Regions from separate parts of the Homo sapiens genome. Here region 1 is linked to region 2. A link is an interaction called in ENCODE POLR2A ChIA-PET data of the cell type or tissue named here. Cell type or tissue: PC-3. All regions are shown on one strand. Region 1 overlaps VPS33A (VPS33A core subunit of CORVET and HOPS complexes). Region 2 has its middle 5.8 kb from the start of MLXIP.

Region 1 (2,500 bases), 160 kb before region 2:
ATAGCAAGACCCTGTCTCTACAAAAAAAATACAAAAATTTACCAGGCATGGTGGCTGTGTCTGCAGTCCCAGCTACCCAGGAGGCTGAGTTAGGAGGATTGCTTGAGCCCAGGAGTCCAAAACCAGCCTAGGCAACATAGCTTGTTTACAAAAAGTAAAAAATAATAATAATAGGTAACATTTCTTGAGCATTTACTATGTGCTAGGATCTATTGGAAAAACTTTATAGGCCGGGCGCGGTGGCTCTGTACCCTGACTCTACTAAAAATACAAAAAATTAGCCGGGCGCGGTGGCGGGCGCCTGTAGTCCCAGCTACTCGGGAGGCTGAGGCAGGAGAATGGCGTGAACCCGGGAGGCGGAGCTTGCAGTGAGCCGAGATTGCGCCACTGCAGTCCGCAGTCCGGCCTGGGCGACAGAGCGAGACTCCGTCTCAAAAAAAAAAAAAAAAAAAAGAAAAACTTTATGTGCATTCATTTGTTTCATCTTCACAATACTTCCTTGTTAACTGTAGTTACCATAACAACAACAACAAATATTCACAACAGCCTTGTGAGTTAGAGACTGCTATCGTCCCAGTTTTATGGATGAAAAACTGAGGCACAGACTAGTTTAGGTAACTCACCCAAGGTTACCTGGCTGGTAAGTGGCACAGCCAGTGGTAAACCAGGCAATTTGAGTGTAGCGCCCATGTTCTTAACTCCGCAGTTATACCACGGAGGAAAAGAACTTTCTGCAAATTTCTGATGACAGTTGCTTAGCAGGTTTACTTAAATTAAGCCTGTGTTACTTATAATAAGGAAAAGGCCACTCTTGTTTTTGAAAAGTCTCCCCTTTGTTTGAAAATGACTCAGGTAGTATTTATTTGCTGTTACCAGTGACAGTTAAGTACATTTTTATTAAAATTGAGTGCTCATTAATTTTTTGTTTTTGTCTTTTTTTAAGTTATGTATCCTTGTGTAAGAGTCAAATAATGCAGAAGTACACAGAGCAAAATGTGAACGTCCCCTGTACCTTGCTCATACCCCAGTTTCCCTCCCCAGATGTGACCAGTGTCAGCAGTCTGATTTGCTTCCTTCCAAACTCCATTCTTTGCATTTAGACAGAATGTTTCCATACACAGACTTCAGAGCAAGACTGGCTGGATCCAGGTTTCAGCTCTGCTCTTCACTAGCTGTGTGACTTTAGGCAGGTTATTTAAACATCTCTGTAAAATGAAGGTAATGATACCTACGTCATGGGGTTAGAGCCGGGATGACTGAGTTAATGTATGTAAGTGCTTAGACCAGAACAGTGCCCAGCTCATAGAAAGTATTTTATAAGTGTTGGCTACTTTTTAAAATTTATTTATTTTTTGAGACAGTATCTCACCCTGTTGCCCAGAGTGGAGTGCAGTGGCACAATCTTGGCTCACTGTAACCTCCTGGGTTCAAGCGATTCTCCTGCCTCAGCCTCCCGAGTAGCTGGGATTACAGGTACATGCCACCAGGCCCAGCTAATTTTTTAATTTTTAGTAGAGACAGGGTTTCACCATGTTGGCCAGGCTGGTCTCAAACTCCTGACTTCAAGTGATTGGCCCGCCTCGGCCTCCCAAAGTACTGGGATTACAGGTGTGAGCCAGCATGCCCAGACCTTGGCTACTTTTTAAAAATAGAAATAATGTCCTACTCTACATGTTATTTTTTTTTTAATATATTCTGGAGACCTTTCTTATCAGGATGTATACATATGCCTTACTCTTTTTTAGAGCTAATTATATCCCTTATAAAAATATACTATCATTTATTTGATGCTTGCTTAGATTGGGTCCATAAATTCTGACTTTAAAGTAAAAATTTTAAATTTCTCTTTGAAACAGTGAGCTGAATTAATAGTAACAGGCAAGCAGTTTTAGGACAAGTTTCATCCCTCCACCCTGTCCTCTGTGCCCATCCACTAACATTGCTGGACTTTGGTAACATGTCCTGCAGTACAAACCAAATTGATTTGTTGGAAGTGCCCTTCTTTGAAAATTGCAGAAATCCTTTTCCTGATCTGACATCAAGGCCAAATGACTTCCCTTGCAGACATACGGCTATGAGCACATATTGACCTTACACAACCTGGAGAAGGCCGGCCTGCTGAAACCGCAGACGGGGGGCAGAAACAATTACCCAACTATACGGAAAACATTACGCCTCTGGATGGATGATGTTAATGAGCAAGTAAGCCACACTTCTCCACCTCGTCTCAGCTTAGGGACTGGTTAGATCGTCCAGGTGACAACACATGCTTCTGAACCTACACATCTGCCTTGCTTTCTGAAAACAATTTTCTAATGTTTTTGAAAAAGTAATGTATGCATGTATTGTATCCATCAGAATCCTAGAAGGACACAGAGAATGCTCTTAAACTGGGGAGTTTCTGGAGAGTTTAATAAAGATGTGGGCTGGGCGCGGTGGCTCACACCTATAATCCCAGCACTTTGGGAGGCCGAGGCGGGCAGATCACTTGAGCTCAGGA
Region 2 (2,500 bases):
GTGAGTCCCTTAAACCTCTTTCTTTTGTAAGTTGCTCAGTCTCGGGTATGCCTTTATCAGTAGTGTGAAAATGGACTAATACAGATGATTTCTCATTTAGTGTGTTGTTGTTTTGTTTGTTTGTTTTGAGACAGGGTCTTACTGTGTTGCCCAGGCTGGAGTGCAGTAATACAATCAAGGCTTACTGCATCCTTTACCTCCTGGACTCAAGTGATCCTCCCACTTCAGCCTCCAGAGTAGCTTGGACTACAGGTATGTGCCATTACACCTGGCCAATTTATTAATTTTTTGTAGAGACTGGGTCTCCCCATGTTGCCCAGGCTGGTCTTGAACTCCTGGGCTTAAGTGATCCTCCCACCTCACCCTCCCAGAGTGCTGGGATTACAGGTGTGAGCCGTCACACCTGGCCTCGTTGTAGTTTTGATTTGCATTACTCTGATGATCAGTGATGTTGAGCATCTTTTCATATACCTGTTTGCCATTTGTATGTCTTCTTTTGATAAATGTCTATTCAGTTCTTTTGCCCATTTTAAATCAGATGATTAGATTTTTTTTCCTGTAGAGTTGTTTGAGCTCCTTATATTGTCACCTCAATAAATTTTAGAGGATAGAAGGTAAAATAGTCTTTTCATCCATTGGCCACATTAGAAAGAATTACTACTAGAGGTTGTTCTCTCCAAGAAGACAAAAATGAAATTCAAGTACGAGAACGATATGGAACACAAGAAACAGTGTAGCACAAAAAATAAAACTTAAAACTGGGTTTTTAAAGTTATGATTAAAAAAAGAGTTTTCGCCAGGTCCAGTGGCTCACGCCTGTAATCCTAGCACTTTGGGAAGCCAAGGCAGGTGGATCACCTGAGGTCAGGAGTTTGACACCAGCCTGGCCAACATGGTGTAAACCCCGCCTCTACTAAAAATACAAAAATTAGCCAGGCGTGGTGGTGTGTACCTGTAATTCCAGCTACTCGGGGCACTGAGGCACGAGAATCGCTTGAACCTGGGAGACGGAGGTTGCAGTGAGCTGAGATCACGCCACTGCGCTCCAGCCTGGGTGACAGAGTAAGACTCCCTCTCAAAAAAAAAAAAATTATACCTCATTTCAGAAACATTTCTTAGAGGTCTTTCTTACTTTCTGTTACTTTTTTTTAAAATTTAGTGATAGCATCCTCTTCTTGTTTTATGTATGCAATATTGTCTCATCTCTCCCAGAAGAATATTTTGAGTTTATTTGAAGTTATCTTTTGCTCCCTGCATTGTTTATATTTCTTTTCTCTCTCTCTCTCTCTCTCTCTCTGTTTGTTTTGAACTCCCTCTTCATGTTGGAAGCTTTCCTCAGAAGTCTGGAAAGGAGCCCATGAGGATGACTGATAGGATCGGTGTGTACGGCAGGAGCATGGCCTGTCAGCGAGTAAGCCAGTGGGTGGCCAGGCAGCTCTTTGGTCAGAGGCTTCTAAATGTCAGTATCTGGAGGTCTTCTCTGTGGGTGGTTCTGATTGCCCGGGGGGACCTCCAACTGCCTTCTGGGAGTGTGTATGTCTGGCTGCTCAGTTTCTGGAGCAAGGCCAGGGAAGAGGGCAGTCATTTTGCTGTTTGCTCTGCCCACTGCCACTAAATCTCTCTGCTCTCAGCCTCTGGCAACTCACTCCCTGCACTCAATGCCTGCCATCCCCAGTTCTAGAGCCTCTTTGATTTAATTTCTCCAGAAGCTAAACCTGGAGAGGGAGAGGGCTAGTCACCCGAGAGCACACAGGATGGGGGATGAGAACCCGGAGGTCTTACTGCTCCATATACAGACTTTGTTTTTAGTCCCCTCCCTACTGCAGCACTGAAGCCTCCAATTCCTGGGACTTTCTGGGATTCCAGGAGAGAACTGGCCTGCTTTTCTCTGGGATCTGCTTCTACAGGTTTGGAGCTACAGGTGTTGTCTTATTTCACTAAATATGGATTTCTGCTTCTGTTTCTTGTTCTCTTTTACTTTGAGGGTGATTTAGGAGCAAAAGGGGTGACCATTTTTTTTTTTTTTGAGATGGAGTCTGCTCTGTCGTCCAGGCTGGAGTGCAGTGGCCCAATCTCGGCTCACTGCAACCTCCGCCTCCCGGGTTCGCACCATTCTCCTGCCTCAGCCTCCCGTAGCTGGGATTACAAGCGCCTGCCACCACACCTGGCTAGTTTTCTGTATTTTTAGTGGAGACGGGGTTTCACTGTGTTAGCCAGGATGGTCTCGATCTCTTGACCTTGTGATCCGCCCGCCTCGGCCTCCCAAAGTGCTGGGATTAGAGGCATGAGCCACCGCGCCTGGCCGATGTTTTTACCATAGTAAAAACTAACATCTAGACAGTTTACTAAAATTTTGAATGATTTGCTAACATTGTAAAAATCATGACATTTCATATTATAGACATTAGAATGTTAGGATTGGCTGGGCGCCGGTGGCTCACGCCTATAATCCCAGCACTTTGGGAGGCCAAGGTGGGTGGATCATTTGAGGTCAGAAGTT

The links. Peaks named below come from ENCODE experiments on the same cell type or tissue, not always from the same donor. Only the 100,000 strongest peaks of a DNase experiment are listed, where the experiment ranks them.
Region 1: POLR2A ChIA-PET joins it to region 2 with 10 read pairs; 12 of 35 experiments call an interaction of 5 or more read pairs at or near these places.

Annotation. Positions count from the first base shown.
Region 1 is chr12:122,235,488-122,237,987 of GRCh38, reverse strand. It overlaps VPS33A (VPS33A core subunit of CORVET and HOPS complexes), which reads left to right. Exons shown (of 13, transcript NM_022916.6): 11 at 2,065-2,202. Among named protein-coding and RNA genes, the nearest start is that of DIABLO, 11 kb to the right of the region's middle. In PC-3, no CTCF peak of the experiment used is centred here; no DNase peak of the experiment used is centred here.
Region 2 is chr12:122,071,658-122,074,157 of GRCh38, reverse strand. No RefSeq gene overlaps it. Among named protein-coding and RNA genes, the nearest start is that of MLXIP, 5.8 kb to the left of the region's middle. RefSeq lists an enhancer at 1,810-2,500. In PC-3, no CTCF peak of the experiment used is centred here; a DNase peak (open chromatin) is centred at 1,367; H3K27ac peaks cover 513 bases.